2 separate regions of the Homo sapiens genome follow, and region 1 is linked to region 2. Evidence: read pairs that join two places in POLR2A ChIA-PET (ENCODE). Cell type or tissue: PC-9. All regions are shown on one strand. Links, peaks and the distances in the headings refer to the core of each region. The heading gives the core; the rest is flanking DNA. Region 1 has its middle 16 kb from the start of UBL3. Region 2 overlaps SLC7A1 (solute carrier family 7 member 1).

Region 1 (5,378 bases), core at 139-5,138, 280 kb before region 2:
TTTTACTAACAGATTTTCCCGTGAGATAATCAATGCCGTCATATTCTAGCCCAAATCTAAAACATCTGATATTTGAGTCTCCTGGGCAGCCTTATCAGTCATAAATAAACAATTTCTTTTACCTTTTTAAAAGTATTCGATTCCTCCGTACTCTCTTTTCTTTCCTGTTTTGTTTTGTTTGTTTGTTTGTTCGTTTGAGTCAGGGTTTTGCTTTGTTGCTCAAGCTGGAGTGCAGTGGCATGGTCACGGCTCACTGCAGCCTCAACCTCCCAGGCTCAAGCAATCCTCCCAACCACCTCAGCCTCCTGAGTAGCTGGGACTACAGGCATGCTCCACAACACCTAGCAAATTTTTAAATTTTTGGTGGAGATGGGGTCTCACTCTGTTGCCCGGACTGGCCTGCTCTCTTTCCCATCACCATCTTTTCAGATCCCTGGCATCAAGAACCCCAAGCTGGAAACTGAGTGGGTTAACTTTCAAGGGCTTTGCCACTCTACAATCCTGTGATTCTTTGGGCCACCAGAATATGTCAGCTAATCAAAAACTAAAAACGTCACCCTACATCCAGAAACATGCTTTCCCTCAGTTGTCTATGCAGGTAAAGCGAATTCAAGATCCACAGCTAGTCGGGTTAGTTGAGCTAAAAACAAAGGCTAACGCCAACCAATAAACAAATTTTTAAAAAACTAAAAAGAAAAAAAAAAAAGAGCTAAAAACAAAGGAGCCCATCGCTTTAACTAAAGAGTCCATGGTGAATCATCCCATAAAAGACAATCTGTTCCAAAAATCACAGGTCTCTGTCCTTGATATGAAAGCTTTGTCATATCTTGCAGTCAGCAAATCAAGTTTTTATAAGAATGAAAATAAACACGCTCGTGGTGCTATAAATAAAAGGTGAATAGGGAACAAGCTCAAAGGCATGCCAACGCCACTGAAGCACAGAGGATCATTACGCAGCTGTTCAGAGAATCCCAGCACGCCCCTGACAATGGAGGTGCCGATGATTTGTAATTAAGAATTTTAATTTCATCCTTGACCTCATAAGAATCATCACTAATACAATTTGTTTGTAAACTTGAGCCTTCACACATTCTACTACCACAAGACCTGGAACAAACTAGCACAGGCTTGTGTGAAGAGCATCCACATACTCAAATATAATTGGAGTTTAAATTTGTGAAAAGATGAACACCACCAACAATAACAACAAAACGTTTCCCAGATATCTTCATGACCATTATTTGGCATATTCCAAAGGAATAACCTGATTTAGAGTAAACTATGTTAATTTAATTACCATGCAATGTAAGTCCAGAAGAATCACCAGGTAGAGGGTGAAATCAACTCAGGCTTCCAACAAAATCATCCTTCATTTTCCTCAATAGGCACCTGGAAGAAAATTTGAATTTAAAATCTGACCGGCACATCTTTAATTTTTAGAACACTGTTTTCATTGTTGTTGTTTTGAGACGGGGTTTTACTCTACCACCCAGGCTGGAGTGCAGTGGTGCAATCTTGGCTCACTGAAACCTCTGCCTCCTGGGCTTAAGCGATCCTCTTGCCTCCGCCTCCCAAGTAGATGGGCCTGCAGGTGCATGCCACCACGCCTGGCTAATGTTTGTGTTTTTTGTAGAGACAGGGTTTCGCCACGTATCCGAGGCTAGTCTCGGACTCCTGGACTCAAGCCATCTGCCTGCCTTGGCCTCCCAAAGGGCTAGGATTACAGACATGAGCCACTGTGCCTGGCCCTAAACTCTTAAAAACAGAAAGGGCTTTGGGCCACTTGCTTGCATCCAAACAGGACAGAGCTGGCAAGAAAAAAAAGGATAAAAAGTCAGTAGATCTGTCCAGGCCTCCAAGCATTTTACAGTGTCAGGAGGTGTGTTTAAACTTGCCATTGTTATACACTAATAAATGTTAGCGGTGTGGTTAGTTTTTAAATAAATGGTAAAATTTGATTTCACATTTTTTTTTTTACTACTTTCCAATGCAGAGTTGCCTGTAATCACATTTGTGCAGAAGGGAGGAACACCCTTCCTGGAATAAGACAAACCGAGAGTGGAATTTGACGGATAAACTGTGTCTTTAAAAGAAAGTAAACCCAAAGGCCAGCATTTTATTAAACCAATAATTTACTTCTGGGTCCCTGAAGCTGCTTACCTTTTTTTTATGTTTATGGAAGAAAAGTGAATATGCATGAGCTAAGGAGAGTGAAGCTCCTGTTCTTCTGACGTCTTAACTCTGTGTTAGTGAGTTAGTGCAAATTGCCACATGGTACCTTTTCTGATCATCCCCTCCCCTTCTCTTTAATCCTTAGAGTTAAACAGGCATGAGTATGAATCCCAGTGACCACAAGAAAGTTATTTAGCTTCTGAGTCTCTTTTATTCACCTGTAAAAATGGGCATTTCAACGGGTTGTTGTAGCGATTAGGTGAACTGAAGTATTTATACTTTAATAAATAAATCTGGTGCTTCACAAGTCCTTTTTACTTGTGCCTGACACATGGAAGTCACCTGGGGACTGTCAGTGCCATCCAATTTTCCTTCTGCTTCTGCTCCTTTTTCTTTCTATTCTCCTTTTGTTTTTGTTTTTGTTTGTTTTTGGCTCGTCCTCACCTTCTACATCCTCAACACAGCAGATGTGTGGTAGAGCCCAGGGAGGTTCGTGGGGACTATTCCATGTTCTTTCCCCTTCTGCTGCCTGATGAAAACCCCATGCAGTATGAAAAATTGCAAGGAAAAGAGCTCCACCAATCCATTCATTTCCATGCCCTTGTAATTGGTGCAATTCCCTTTGGACAAGGTAACTAAACAGATCAGGCATAATAAACAAATGCAAGAGTTGAGAGCTATGAGGGTGGGAAAGTTCAACAACACCTGCCCTGGGCTCCCCTAAAGAGAAGCAGAACACCGTATGGACACCCTCTCCTGCCTCTTGCCCAAGGCATGGCCTCTGTGCTTGTTGCTGCTGCTTTTCTATTAGCTCACCCTTTTGCAAACTTTGTCTATGAGTATACTGCTTCTCTCTCTCCCACTTCCCTTCCGTTAATGTTTGATTGTATTCTACATAGCACCCAGACGTTTTTGGATTCAAGTGCCCTGAGCTCCCTAGGATTCAGGGAAACGACAACTTTGATTATCAATAATAGAGATTCCAATTGGTCATGGAAATTGCTGGAGTTAACAATTCAAATCTTCAGACTAGCATTGTGCACAACATGAGCATCACCCAGTACATCTTTGTTCAAATTGCTGCAATGTTTTGAAGTAGTTGCAAAATAAAGTGTTTTAGGGAAATCTCTCATGTTGGATTTTCTATGAGTAGAAAGTAACTTTTTTCTCAACTGAAGCTGGTTTAGGACCTATGCATGTTTTAATTTTCAAACTAAATCAGGGGGTTTATTATTTCAATTCTGTTTAAATATATCAGGACACGCATTCAGTGAAATAAAATTGTGAAATGTGCTCCTGGGGCTTTAAGAAAAATGAGAGGTCCTGAGACTCACGTGGACAATGACAGTGCTGGGCGAGGTGGTTGAAGCAGGGTTGCAGCACAGGTGTGTCGCTTCCTGGAGCTGTTCTGGGATGGATGTGTGGAGAAGCCAGGGAAATGCCTAGACTCTCACACTGAAAATTGCCTCTCTAGCTCTGTGGACCGCTTCATTGACACCACTCTTACCATCCCAGTCGGCTTGCCCAGATTGTACAGAAAGGAGGGCAGTAGGCCATCCCCTGGGAGGATGAGAAGCAGCAAAGGACTTCTGATTAAGCAGACTGAAGAGCCAGTGGGGGAAGGTTGTCAACCCATTGTCAGGTCAGCAGCTGGCTGCTATCAAGTTTGTTGGTGTTAAAAAGTAACAGAACAAATGTTTAAAAAGTGAAATTTATTTATTTGGAATTCAGAAATTCCATGTTGTAGCACATCAGTAATTCAATAAATGTGAATTCTCAAAAAAATTAATAAAACTGCAGTGTCACTGTCTTTTCCATGAAATCCTGGTCTCACTGAAGTACTTCTAGTTCCACTGTAAGGTCACTTGGATATAAGATCAAGGATGGAATTGTGACAATAGAGAAAATAACAGCAGGAGATATACAGACGAACATTTCATGAAAAACCTACCCACAAAGACAAGATGATAAATTCCTCTCCAAATCTCCAGATAACTTTGAAAATGTCAGAACTGGGCATACCCAGGAGCTGGAGGCAGGCTGTGTTTGTAATTCAGAACATAGCAATTCCTGCCTGACTCTATTTTCTTTGCTTACCCAAGACAATCCAAGGAATCTTGTAAAGTAGTGGTATTTCCCCAACAGGCGGATGTTAGGAGAGTCCTAAGAGATAAAAAGCACAGGTCCAGAGCCTTCCTAGTTTCTTCAGCTGAACAATCCAATTCATAGCATTTATTGAGCAACTACTACAAGCTGAACCCTGATGATGTGCAGGTAAGGTTAGAACCTTAGATGTTTATGCATGACACTTCCTTTAAGTGAAGAATACCTGGAAACTTCTGCCCCTAGCACTTCACTTGGTGAGCTGCTTCTTTTCATTCGGGTCTCTGCTAAAGTGCCGTCTTTTCCAAGGCCTTCTCTGACCATCTATCCTTGAGTTGACTACCTTCCTTGTCACTCTTCATTTCATTACCCAATTTTACTTTATTTATAGATCTATGACTACCTAAAATTATCTTGTATATTCGTGTGTTTACTTGTTGGGTTTATTAGCTGTCTCCTTACGAAAACAGAGGCTGCATGAGAGCAGGGCCTCACCTGTCCAGCTCCGTGCTCTCGCCTGGTGCCTGACACAGGTATGTGAATGGATGCCAAAGCAGGACACACTTGCCAAAGTGCTATTAGTCAAGGGCTGCTGCAGGCCACACTGGACTCCAATGTCTTCCCCTTGGTCTTTCAGAGGCTGAAACTGAGATTGGTTGAGGTGTGGGGAAGGTTGTGGACTCCTTCCTGGAGGGCACTGAGTTTCAGAGAATGAGCAGGAGTTAGCCAGGTGGTGGAGCAGGGGAAATATATGCCAGGCAGAGGAAACAGTTCGTGCCCCGGGCGCAGTGGCGCATGCCTGTAGTCCAGCTACTTCGGAGGCTGAGGCCGGAGGATCGCTTGTGCCCAGGAATTCTGGGCTGTAGTGGCTGTGCCGATCGGATGTCCGTACTAAGTTTGGCATTAAGATGGTGACCTCGGCCGGGCGTGGTGGCTCACGCCTGTAATCCCAGCATTTTGAGATGCCGAGGCAGGCGGATCACTTGAGGTCAGGAGCTCCAGACCAGCCTGGCCAATATGGTGAAACCCCGTCTCTACTGAAAATAGAAAAGTTAGCCGGGCATGGTGGCGCATGCCTGTGGTCCCACCTAGAATCGCTTGAA
Region 2 (5,378 bases), core at 99-5,098:
AGTGGTGTGGATGTGAATATTCATCCCTGTGGAGGAAAATAGTGGGGTCTCTGAGATTTGTAAGATTGTATTTTCCTTTTTTTTCTTCTTTTTCCTTAAGGCTCTGAATCTAGGTCTAACGTTCTATTTAATGATGTCTCTCCTTTGTGTTTTTATCTTGTGGTAAGCATTTGGGAGTGTCTTTCAGTAAATCATGATACCATTTCCATGTTAGAATACTATGTAGCCAGTAAGAATGGCGTTTTCAAAGAACATTTGATTTTGTGGGAGAAACTTTAATGTTAAAAGTGAAACCATCTGGGTGCAATTTCCCATGTTCCGTGTTAGCTTAATGAGATATATGTATTTGCACAGAAAGAAAAGACTGGAAAAATTGGACTTTGTTTTTCTCACTGCAGTGTTTGTGGCACCTAAAATAGTGCTCAAGAAATATTTATTGAATGACTATTCTTATAATTAGTAAAACTGTATTTAAAGGAGGAATGTCTTTGAGCTAATGTTTTGGCAGGTGGATGGGACAATATATTATTTTAAGTTTCTGTTGTAATTTTGCCCTAGCAGCTCAGTTCTGGTAGATTTTGTTCTTTGGCACACATACATACCCCATTTTGCACTTTGGTACAAATTATACTGTGAATGGGTGACTTTGACATTTATATTTTTGGAAGAATCCAGTTCTACTGAAATCAGAGTATCAGATGTTGTCTTTTTCCTAATGTTCCCAGATGGGGTAGAATTACAGCTTCTTCTTACTTACTCTGTAACTAAGGAACCTTTGGGCCAGTTTGTCCTGTCCTGTGGTTGAGAATTTTTGCCTGGTTTGCCCAGGGTTTCTCATCCTTGAGCATCCAAGGCTACCAAGATACACTGTTCATATGTCGTCCTGGTTTCTAATGGATAGTTATCTAAAAATGCAGCTTCCCATTCTTACCTGCACTGTAGGTTAGCTTGGAAGATGTCCATCCCTGGTCTCAGTGGTCTTGTTCAGGGAGGGTGACTGTCACAGCTGTCCTTTCCTCTCTGGTGAGATTGTTTCATTCCTCCTTCAGGCACTTGGGATTCAGAGCCCTGTTGGCTGCCTCTTCTGTACTGTCAGCTTAGCACAGGATTCTGGAAGCCCGGTGCTGGGAAAGCCTTTCTCTGGGCTGTTTGGGATGGGACTACTGGTTACCCGCACACACTGGTACTCACTGGGTGTTCCCGAGGATGGCGGCTTTTAAACTTCTTTGACCGCAGTCTACAATAAGAACTAAATTTACATTGTAATCAAGTACACACACAGAGGCACACATATTGATATATAGATAAAATGAAAATTTTTATGAAACAGTACTCATTTTTACTATCTGTGATACGCTGAGATAATTTTTATTCTTTTCTATTTCATTACAAGAAAAATTCCTCGTGGCAACTTGGAGTTTGCAAAACACACTAGGTTTAGACATATGAGCCACACCTCACCTGCAACTCCACCACATTGTCCTGAATTTCATGTTCACTGCTGGCACTAGGGGATGGGAGTCAATTCTCCATCCAGACCAGTTAGGGCAAAGAAAGTTGAAGAGTCAAGGTTTCTTTTTGTGGTGATTTAGGAGTTTCTGACTGAAGGGGACATTATTCTCTGTGATGATGCCCAAGAAAGTGAGTAGGTTTTCAGGGCAGACCTGTGTGAATTCCCCAGTGTGGTTTGCTTTTGCATACTGGGGTATCTGTCCTTCGTTAACCTGACACAGTGGTGTCCCAAAGGTGGCCTGGTCAGGCTGTATGTGAGTTTTTAGAAATGGGCCATACATTTGTTAATTTCAGTGCTCTGATTTTCTTTGAGTTTATTTTATTCAGCGTGATGCGACGAAGAACCTGTCTGAAAGAGTTAAGGATTTTGGGGAAGAAGAGTGAGAAAAGATACTCATAGAAATGTTATTTTTTGACTAAATCTTATGGGTTAATATCGAACGGTATTGAAACTATATTAACAATAGCAGCCATACCATTAAATAGTTCTTCTTGAAAAGGTTGGATGGACTTTTGCTTAAGAAATGCTTGAATGTTTTTTCTTTTTTTTTCTTAGAAAATAAATGTCTTTAAGTCTGTGTATATAATTCACAAAACAATTGTAAATCAAGGGAATTGACTCTGCCTAACAAAGGTACAATGACATAACAGAACTAGAACAAGATAAATGGCCTCATTTATTGAAACAATGTGCAAATGTCTGTCCTTGTTCTTGGGAAGTTTCTTTTATTTACTATGCTTCTCAATAAAAATAAATTTGTTGTGAGAACTCAGAGTGCTTACTTTACAGTACTCTTAAAAATTCATATAGAAGTTACAAATATTGGCCAGGTGTGGTGGCTCATACCTGTAATCCCAGCACTTTGGGAGGCCGAGGCAGGCAGATCACCTGAGGTCAGGAGTTTGAGACCAGCCTGGCCAACATGGTGAAACCCCGTCTCTACTAAAAATACAAAAAATTAGCTGGGCATGGTGGCGCAGTACAGCTCCCGAGTAGCTGTAGTCCTAGCAGAGGGCTGGGTCCCAGCTACTAGGGAGATTGAGGCAGGAGAATCACTTAAGCCCAGGAGGTGGAGGTTGCAGTGAGACGAGATCGTGCCATTGCACTCCAGCCTGGGCAACAGAGTGAGACTCCGTCTCAAAAAAAAAAAAGAAAAAAAAAGTTACAAATATTACCATCACCATTGTTGGTATTTGAGAAGAAACCTCATGAACTTGATCTGATGCTGTTATATATGTTAACGTTTGAAATAAATGATGACTCTGTTATTGCAAGTGTACCACACTTCCCCCACAAATCTATAACCTCACAGTTTCAGCAGCTAGGTTTTTTGTTTGTTTGTTTGTTTTTTTAACTTTTGTTGGAAGACATTTCTTTTTTCAGATTGCTTTCTTTCCAGAGGGCAATCTTGGGAGAAATTAAGCAAGAGCACTCATTAGTTCTGTGAGTAATTTTATTGAACTGGGAAGAATGTCTGTCTTGCTGGTCTCAGAGTTTGATACAATTAGAATTTTAGAAAATTATCAGATCTAATTTGTGCTGGGATTCAGGCCTAATTACTGAAAGACTCTGTGGTCTGATGAGTCAAGGTGAGGGCATTGCCGTCTCATGTTTCTTGGGTGATTTGGAGTAGGGCAGTGGCCAGGGGAGGTGAAAGCTCTCTGCACAAATCCAAGTCACTTTCCTGCGGCTCCTGGTTGCCCATGAGTGGTCCTGTGTGGAGCATCTGCAAGGGAGGTCTTGCTGAGTCACCCTGCATAGAGTTTGAGTTGCTGGAAGAGTTGAAGTCTACTAAGAGCTGCTGGCCTTGACCCACAGAGGTCCCAGCAAGAGTCTCTTTCCAGCAAAGTGTCCTGCTGTGTGAAGGAAGAAAGCACGATTCCACCCTGGGGAGGTACTTGGGAGCAGGGACAGAGGGAAAGCATGGGTTTCTCAACACGGATGCTTTGTGGGAGCAAGCAATACTGCCCCATATCCAAATGAGCAGTGACTCAAACATTTGAGTTCTGGGAATTGCCCTTGTTCCTAGACTTCCTTGAAGGAACAGAACTGTGGGGGCACACTTTTACTGTGCATGCGGGCACGGGTGTGGGCTCCTTTACAGTTCTGGGGTGGGGCCTGAAGGCCACATCGCTGCCAGGTCTAGACCTAATGAGGGACCTGCACCTAAAGATGCAAGCTGTGTAAAATAAAAAGTTGAAAAGTTAAACCTGGGGATAAGACTAACTGGAGCGTATTGTTTCTGGAAATGTAGCACACAAAGCAGGAAACATTTCCATTGTAGTTGTGTACATTGGGTGCATTTTGTAACAGTCCTGTTCATTATGACTGTTACTCCTTCATTGCTATCTAAAGAGCGTGTAGGTAGCTAAGGTCATATGGATTGGGCAGAAGTGGCAGTAGGAGTGGGCAGTAAGGATAGAAGGAACGTATCTCAGTGAGTGTGCAAGTTAAGTACTTGGCATAATGTAATAGTGCCTTTCATATCCTAAGGTCATACTGTGGGTATCTTTAAACTGTCTAGACCACACGTGCATACAAATCCTCCCCTGGGGATCTCCTGAAATGCACATTCTGATTTGGGAGCTCAGGGAGGGGGTCTGAGAGACTGCATTTCTAACCAGCTCTCAGGGTCACTGGGAGTAGCAAGCACCTCCAAAACTGCTGGAACCTGGAACAACTGCAGGGAGACCTGATCTGCCCATTAGACCACATCTCCCTGAGGGTCTGGGATGCATGTGTCTTTGTGCCTCCTGTACCAAGAGCAGTGCCTGCTAGGAAGTGGATGCTCAAAATGATCTTTTCAACTGAACTGAAGAGGCTGCTGTCCCAGAGTCCGTTTACGTTAGTGGCCTTGGGACGGCAGGGGTGTGGCGACCCAGTCATAGCCTGTACACTTATTTCGGCCCAGCTTGGTTATCGCTTTACAGCCGTCTGCAGATAGGATGTGTGAATTTGGCAGCAGAGGCGGGGCTTCTGGCACCGGCAAGGAGTGATAGCTGAGGGCTTGGCAGTGAGGACAAGGACAGAACACCCATGGAAGAGAGGGAAGAACTCAGTAACTACTGCCATCAGGGATAATTAGCCGAGTGGCAAGCAGCCCTCCTCATTTCAAGAGGTCTGTGTTGTACACCCACATGCAACTCTGTGCCTCAGTTTCCTCATTTGAAAAATGGAGAAACTTACAGTTCCCCTCTTGTAGGTTATATTAAGGATTGAAGCTTTTAGCGCCTTGCCAGGCTTAGCACGAGAGGGCAATAAACATGAGTTGCAATTAGGATTGGTGTGTAAAGGGTTAAGCCCCAGCCTTCAGGGAGGTTTCTCCGAGAAGAAAAATCCCATTCCTGAGGTTGCACATAAATGTGTTGGTATTTTGCCGCTAAAGGAGTAGGTGTAAATTAACATGCAAAGTGATTCCTCCAGAAGGCTGGGGGTGGTGAAATGGGCGAAGGAGAGGTTGCTACTTGTTCGTCATCCTCAGGAAATTCTTAATGGAAGAGGCAGATGTCAGGAGCTTTCTAATTAATGGGCAGATGAGGTGGGAGATGAACCTGTCTTGGGGGTGTGCCTCAGGGGCAGGCATGGCGCTGCCAGAGCTAGCACTGGGGTGAAGTTCCAGGGACCCTTGCCCGTAAGACCTTAAACCAGAATGCCACTTAGAGGGGACAGCGCATGCTTGGCTGTATGCTGTAGTGTTTAAGCCTCTTTGCAGCTGACTTATATTTGGTTCTTTAAAAGTCTTAGAAGTGGCTGGCTAAAGGTAACGGGGTGCTGAAGCATGGCTCCCACACATCTCTGTCACCCCAAAGGTGCTGGGCACGAGTATTCAGGGAAACCTTGGCTGTGTCTGACCTATGTTTACTTC

The links. ChIA-PET counts read pairs that join two places held together with the same protein. Peaks named below come from ENCODE experiments on the same cell type or tissue, not always from the same donor. Only the 100,000 strongest peaks of a DNase experiment are listed, where the experiment ranks them.
Region 1: POLR2A ChIA-PET joins it to region 2 with 8 read pairs; 3 of 35 experiments call an interaction of 5 or more read pairs at or near these places.

What each region holds. Positions count from the first base shown.
Region 1 is chr13:29,864,305-29,869,682 of GRCh38, reverse strand. It overlaps the pseudogene TIMM8BP1. Among named protein-coding and RNA genes, the nearest start is that of UBL3, 16 kb to the right of the region's middle. In PC-9, for the core only: no CTCF peak of the experiment used is centred there; no DNase peak of the experiment used is centred there.
Region 2 is chr13:29,581,406-29,586,783 of GRCh38, reverse strand. The region is part of intron 1 of SLC7A1 (solute carrier family 7 member 1); the gene reads left to right. Among named protein-coding and RNA genes, the nearest start is that of SLC7A1, 12 kb to the left of the region's middle. In PC-9, for the core only: no CTCF peak of the experiment used is centred there; a DNase peak (open chromatin) is centred at 3,173; H3K4me3 peaks cover 1,266 bases; H3K27ac peaks cover 2,599 bases.